2 separate regions of the Homo sapiens genome follow, and region 2 is linked to region 1. The links are chromatin contacts, found by POLR2A ChIA-PET in ENCODE. All regions are on one chromosome and are shown on one strand. Each heading gives the region's core, a stretch centred on a gene start or an enhancer-like site at or near the end of the contact. The rest is flanking DNA. Distances are from core to core; before and after follow the strand shown. Region 1 overlaps TASOR (transcription activation suppressor). Region 2 overlaps ARHGEF3 (Rho guanine nucleotide exchange factor 3).

Region 1 (3,712 bases), core at 418-2,917:
AACTTAACTTTTCCTCTCTGTTTTTTTCCCTCCTCTTCATTAAAAATGCAAGAAACGGCCAGGCGCAGTGGCCCACGCCTGTAATCTCAGCACTTTGGGAGGCTGAGGTGGACGGATCACGAGGCCAGGAGTTCCAGACCAGCCTGATCAACATGGTGAAACCCCACCTCTACTAAAAATACAAAAAAAAATTAGCCAGGCATGGTGTGGCACGCCTGTAATCCCAGCTACCTCGGAGGCTGAGGCAGGAGAATCGCTTGAACTTGGGAGGCAGAGGTTGCAGTGAGCCGAGATCACGCCACTGCACTCCAGCCTGGGCGACAGAAGGAGACTCTGTCTCAAAAAAAAAAACAAAAATCCAAGAAATACTTAAAACCTTCAAATCAAGTTTAAAAGGTATGTGCATAAATGACACTATAAAACAAGATTCTAAATTCTAACATAGATCAGAAGTTCTGAATTTACTTGGACTTACCACTCTTTTATTCCACCCTGAGTTAAATTATGAAAATACACAATTAACATTTATTTTTAGAGACAGGGTCTGACTCTATTACCTAGGCTGGCACAATCATAGCTAACTGTAATCTTGAATGCCTGGGCTCAAGTGATCCTCCCACTTGAGCTTCCCAAGCAGCTGGGACTACAGTAGAGTGCCACCACACCTAATTTTTGTTATTAATTTAAGAGACAATGTCTTGTTATGTTGCCCAGGCTTGTCATGAACTCCTGGCCTCAAGCAATCCTCCTGCCTCAGCCTCCCAAGTTTTGGGATTACAGGTATTAGCCACCATTCCTGGCCTAACATTTAAACACAAAACATTTAAATACAAAAAACTTCCATTTTATAGAGGTCACACCAACAAGAGAAGTTTGTACAGCATTACTATTACCTTCTGGTTTAGTTACCTTTATTTCTTTACAGAGCACACTCTCTTCTTCTTCATGAATATAAAATTTCACAGTATTTTTCTGGACGTCTTTCATGATTTTAACCAAACTATTAAATACTTCAGGTTCTAACTGGCTTATAAAATTTGAAAGAGCTGGTTGAGCAGAAATGTTTACATCACTGGGGGATTTTGTTGTTTCTTCTACTGGTTCCCGGGCCATATCACCAGGTACAATATGATCAGAAGTCACCATTAACTCTGTGGCATGTTGAGGCTGGTTCATTTCTACTTCAGTTAAAGCCGAAGTGGAATGCTGCTCATCAGAGTTGGTATCTTTCAAAGGATCACTACACAGTGGCTCAAGGAGATGTTTATTGTTGAAGTCACTTGAGGAAACTGGTATGACATGCCTTTCCAGAGGATTCGATGCTATCTTAGCACCAGAATCGTTAGGACTGACTGGTGGCAAATTCCCACCCTTGGCTGATGCTTTAATAATAATAGTATTTAGCTTCTCATGCAAACCATCTACAAACTCCTGCACACCAGCTTTGGAAGTCTTAGAATATATGAACTCGGAAAGCCGTTTCATCTTCTCTTGTGTTGAAAAGATAGGTGTGGAAACTGTACTGACATATGAAACATTCTTTTGCTTCAAAATCTCTTCTATCTTCCTAGAAAAGAGATTGTACTCTCCTAACACTGTCCTCTCTGTGGTTTCGCTCACTGCAGGCGGCTCTGCCTCTGCTGCTGGCACACACTGCTCCTCCACCTGACCTGTCAACACGTCATCCTCAGTGGTGCCCTTTAGTGTGTCTGTAAATGGAGAGGATGGAAACTGGTAATCAGAACTTCTCTGTCTATTTATTACCCGGGGGTCGTTAGGAAAGGCCTCCTGTGGTGGCACACACACCAGTTGTTCTTCTGGTGATTTCATACCTATACAGGAAGAGTTCATTATTATAAGAGCAATCCAAAAAGATAAGATATGAAAACACAAACCCTTAAATTGGGGGAAAAAAGGGTTAACACACATTTAGAACTAATTATATATTAGAAGGTAAAATAAAATCCTAAAATTCTGGTATGAATTCTATTCCCTATGTGCCCTACTTATGGGATGGTCCTTAGAGTTGTAGCTAGTGTTAACAACTCTGCTATTTTGAAGCGCTCAAGCAAGCACCAATTTGGCATCAATACAAATTAAGTCATTTGCTTGTTTCTGCCTCCCTACCATTCTGTAGATCTAAGTTTAATACACATTTTAAATCAAGACAGTCAATTACATCAGCTTGCTCAATCCCTGTATTTATTATTTGCCAAGTAATATCTACTATGGTAATGGCCCCTTAGTAAGAATTCTGAGTGTAAGGCAATTGTAAGAATACCAAACAGAAATGCTGTGGGAATAACTGCCAAGTTAAAAGTTGCATCTAGGATCTAGGATAATTAATTTTATCTGCTTTCAGACTTGTTCTCACTTACGAGGTTGCTAAGTAGATTTCCTGTAATGTCAGGGACTTCATTTTATCAGGAAATAAAAGGAACAATAATAAGACAAGAGAAGAACATATTTCACAGCTGCACATTTTTGACAGTCCTTTCATAAATATTTTCCTTTTGTTTGGAAATAATTCTAAAAGAAAAGATAGCTATACCTCATTTGAGATACAGATGTTAGCTGATACTAAGGTTAGCTGATACTAATGAGATTAAAACCTTTCACTCTTGACAAACAGCTCAATCCAAAAGATCATACTTTCCCCAAAAAAATCCTAAATTCAAACACAGTATGTTTTTGAAACTACATTTGAAAAAGGGAACTCTAATTCCATTTTTAAGCAACAAGGGGAAAAATATATTTAACTTCAATTTTAGTGTTATATTTTAGGAAAGGACAAAAACTCATGATCTTTGCTTAGAAGACGTATACACAATTTTACCCGCTAAAAAATTACTGTTTTTCTTTAAGCCTTGGCCAACATTCCCTAACAAATTGCTGCTGTAGTATAGGAAATGGTGCCTCTAAATCAGAAAGTCCAGGTACAGGTAGTTTTCAAACTTACAGTGAAGATTTTGCTCACACTCATCACACTTTTCTAAAGGTTTAAATAGCCTCACTAGGAGTCGAGCTTATGACATTCTCTACCAATCCTGGTGGTTATCATGAACCAGTACACTCATTAACTATTGCAAAGGCAATTTGTCAGCACAGTGAAAAGACCCAAGGCGGGTCTGTAGGCGGAGGTGAGAGGGGAACAAAATATCCAACGTGCCAGGATAAGAATTAGAACTGTATGAAATTGATAAACCAGAAAATCCAAGTTTCATAAGATAATTAGGAGTACTAAATATCCTGAGTATCTTAAATCTCCAACATTAAAATGTGCTTTAGTACACATAAAGTGTCTGGAAGGATACACGAGAAATTGGTAACCATGGCTAATATATGGGGAAGAATCTAAGTGTTCCGGGCTGGGGCAGTATTACTTTCTTAAGTATTTTTGGACTTCTTGAATTACGTATCATGTCAAATATCTGATATATTCAAAGAAAAAAAATTGAATTGCATCTCATAAAACATATGGGTTGCGAAGAACTACCTTAATTTAAAAAATTCTGAATTATTTATTAGACATGGGGCCTCACTATGTTTCCCAGACTGGCCCTGAATTTCTGGCCTCAATTCCTCCTGCCTCAGTCTTCCAAGTAGATGGGATTACAGGTACATACCACCACACCCAGCTATTTATTACTTTAAATGCAACAGTGGCTCCCAAAATGTATAGCTAAACAACAACCAGTAAGTTTACTCCTCA
Region 2 (3,712 bases), core at 581-3,080, 120 kb after region 1:
GGGCAAAGAGTCCTACATATGAGACTTCTAGGACAATGAAATATACATAAGGCGAGGCCTCCATGGACACTTTCTGATTTAGGCTGAAGTATTCTTTGACATGCATTAGAGACATACAGAGGTAAACCCCTAAAGGTGCCAGGTCTGGAGAGCTATTCTGCCCTCTTGTTTTGAAACACTTTCCCCACTGCTTGGTGTGTGGTAGCAGACCAGTCTTAGTCATAAAGACAGTTCTCACGAAGCACCACTTTAGGGTTGTGAAATTACTCAAGAAAAAAAATGTGACTTGACTCAAGTGACTGCTGGATTTAAATTTACCTTTTTTGCTAATTTCAAGTCTTCTATCAAGTCTTCTTCTCCTTGGGAAAGCTCAAAGATCGCCTGCAAGGAAAGATAAACATATTCACTGAATTCTCCCTTCATTTACAAGACCATATTCAAATAGTGCTGGCTCCACCACTCAAAACCCCAAATTTACATATTTAAGTATTTTAAGTTACGTTAACCTGAAGCAAATGCATCTATGCTTAAACCTGCAATGAAAAGATATTGCAAAACTGCTGCATATTGTGCTTCTCTGTTTGTGGGAGAAAGTTTCTACACATTTCTAGTCCAAAAAGTCATCTTTCATGTTACAGAACTTTGATGCAGCTGAACAAGAGGGAACTATTTTAGGTAAAATAATTACAGTGTGAGCCATGGATTTGGTACCCTTGTTGTGAGAGGCCATCATAAGAAGTGATTCAGAGGCTCTTCTAGATAATGGATGTGGCAGTATTATTAACTGGGCCATCCCCACTTTTTCTTCTACTCGACAGAAGGCGAATCTCAGCAGAAAGTTTTATTTGTATTATCCACTGCCTTGAGGCTGAGATTGTAGGAAGAATCCAACATTTTATCACTCCAAATACAACCTGGTGAAGTTAATTCATTCTAAACCACTTCTCAGCCCCACAGGTACAACAAATAAAATTATAGGCGCTGGCTGTGTGGAAGAGTAGGTAAATGGACCGTTTCTAATTTGGCTCTATTAAGCCATCATGCTAAAGAGCTATGATGCACAGAACACTCTTTCACTTCCATCTGGGAAGTCAAACTGTCAGCAAACATTACATTATTAAAGGAGTACAAGTTTGTAACGATATTTCAGGGTCTACTGTGTTTCAGGATATAGGGAAACAGTGGTCAGGCTTTGAAAGCTCCCTCCACCTGGGGCTGCTTGGTAAACTGAGGACAAAGCAGGTGGAGGCACAACCCTGAGCTGGATACTCCAAGGATCTCATCAGATGATGCACACATGAAGTGCTCAGCACAGCCTGGCACAAGCACTTAAACAAGCTCTTCTATACAGGGTAATATTATCAGAGTCATTTAGGGCAACTGATACAGAAAACTTACCGGGAATGAAATTAACTGGATTCTATAGAAAGGAAGTTTTCCATGAAGCTGAATCAAAGCTATGTAAACTAAATATTTTAAAATAGTCTATAAGTTGCTAACAAAATATAACTAAAATGATTATTTTTGTGAACTTCAGAATCCTAAATAGACACTTGGTTTCATCTTCTTGTAAATTCATATTTTCACATCAGTTTCTTTTTAAAGTGGGGGCCACACCCTCCCAGCTGGTTTCTGGTTTCTCAGTTCCTTCCCCAAGGTCAGACACTCTTGTTTATCCTTCTGCAAACGCAATGAAGAATTGATTTGGAGACTAAGGCGCAAATTCCAGCATGGCTGACGCTGCAATGCACCTTTGTTCCAGACACACAGCCAGCTCCATGGGCCCCGAGCCTACCTCCTGACGTTTGATTTCCTTGGATGTAAGCATCTGATTGACGCACACATCGAAGGTCTCACTCCACAGCTTGCTATCTCTCCGTTTCGTGCTCGAGGGGGCGGCATTTCTGGACCAGGGTCGGGGGGCGAGGATGTCAGGGCGGCTCTCACTGCGGAAGCTAATGGAGCGCTAAACAATGAGAAAAACAAACCATCACGGGGGCAGCGGCAGGACTGGGTGGATCTTTGAGCAGTTTCCTGTCGTTGACGGAACATAAATCATATATGTGAAAGAAAAAGAGGACATTGCCACAAGGCCTTTGGGAAGTGGGGCATTGTCTTGAGCCTACGTGCTAAGGAAAATTGGACAGGGGGCTGCTTTGGAACATGTGCTGGGAGTATCTGTTCTGTGTGACCTGGATACCAAGTGGACTATAGTGCAAGCACATATCAGGCCAAACTCACGCATGAAGGCAGTTCTTGGATACGTGATGAGCTCTACTTTTTTCCAGTGGACATCTCCCCTCTTTAAAAGAACCAGAGATAACAATAGTGGATGGCCTTTATTTATTCAAACATTTGGCCAGTACTCCTACTCTCCTCCTTCTATAAATAGAATCCCACTAACTTTGGGTATCCTATTACATATAGTTTTGGTGGGCACCCCCAGACCTGACCAATAGAGTATTCCACCATCCTAGTTCAGGGATGGGCATGTGATTCCCTGAAATTTGTCACATGAGTTACGGGAGAAAGGAGGAAAGAGTATTCCTTTGGGATTGTGAGTTCAAGAGAGAACACAAGCAGGGCCTTCCAGCAGCAACTCTCCCTAGTTACACAGAAGCATCTGTCTGCTACAGGAGAGAATAAAGAGACCCAGAATGAAGGATGGAGTGACCAATGGAGGCAGGAAGGGAGCAAGCTTTACCAATACTGCTTGAGCCTCTGGATCCCACTGTGCCTGAAACCAGAAAGAACCACCCTTAGACATTTTCATTACATATAGAAAGACATTTCCCTTTCTATTATCTCAGTTGGGGTTCTGTCAACTTGAAAAGTCCTGACTAATACACATACTAAATACCATCTTTGCAGCACATGATTCCTGTCCCTGAGGTATTTTCCTATTTCCCAAAGAGGCCGCAGAAGTCCACCTGTGTGACTTAAACATGCTACCAAAATGCTTTTCATGACAAATACAAATGATCCAGAAGAAAGCTGAGTGCATCATTTTCAGTCTTCATCCTAGAAGATTTCATCACACTTATTGGAGACTTTGCCAAAGCAATGAGGTTGCTGTGCTCCAAAACCACATTGTTATTTAGGAAGTGTTCCCTGCCATGGCTCTCTGTGGCCTTCAGCAGGAAGTTTCAACTCCTCATCTTGGCACAGGAAGTCTCTTGTAATCTGACCACAGTCTCCATATTTAGGATCCCATCCTGCCACTCATCCATGAGCCTCCATTTCTCCAACCATACTAGGCTATCTGTCATTCCCTAAATATGTCATGCTTTGCCATCCCTCTGTACTCCCTTCAAACAATCTTCTCTTCCTGGAATGTGTTTCCATCACTTCATAGCTGGCTTTTTTTTTTTTTTTTTTTTTTGAGACAGAGTCTTGCTCTGTCGCCCAGGCTGGAGTACAGTGGTGCGATCTCGGCTCACTGCAAGCCCCGCCTCCTGGGTTCACGCCACTCTCTTGCTTCAGCCTCCTGAGTAGCTGGGCCTACAGGCGCCCGCCACCACGCCCGGCTAATTTTTTGTATTTTCAGTAGAGACAGGGTTTCACCATGTTAGCCAGGATGCTCTCGATTTCCTGACCTCGTGATCCGCCCGCCTCGGCCTCCCGAAGTGCTGGAATTACAGGCATGAGCCACTGTGTCCGGCCATAGCTGGCTAACTCTTAACTGCCCTCGGGATGTAACTCAAACAGCACC

What was found. ChIA-PET counts read pairs that join two places held with the same protein, here RNA polymerase II (POLR2A).
Region 2: POLR2A ChIA-PET joins it to region 1 with 14 read pairs in BJ. The contact joins two enhancer-like sites. POLR2A ChIA-PET finds 5 or more read pairs at or near these places in 3 of 52 experiments (B cell, BJ and GM12878).

Annotation. Positions count from the first base shown.
Region 1 is chr3:56,632,135-56,635,846 of GRCh38, forward strand. It overlaps TASOR (transcription activation suppressor), which reads right to left. Exons shown (of 24, transcript NM_001365635.2): 18 at 910-1,832. Among named protein-coding and RNA genes, the nearest start is that of TASOR, 49 kb to the right of the region's middle. Within about 2 kb of position 1,668, at least 3 of the 41 ENCODE cell types and tissues checked have a DNase peak (open chromatin) inside an H3K27ac peak, as active enhancers do.
Region 2 is chr3:56,753,186-56,756,897 of GRCh38, forward strand. ARHGEF3 (Rho guanine nucleotide exchange factor 3) reads right to left here. Exons shown (of 10, transcript NM_019555.3): 3 at 1,796-1,966; 4 at 319-381. Among named protein-coding and RNA genes, the nearest start is that of ARHGEF3, 47 kb to the right of the region's middle. Within about 2 kb of position 1,831, at least 21 of the 41 ENCODE cell types and tissues checked have a DNase peak (open chromatin) inside an H3K27ac peak, as active enhancers do.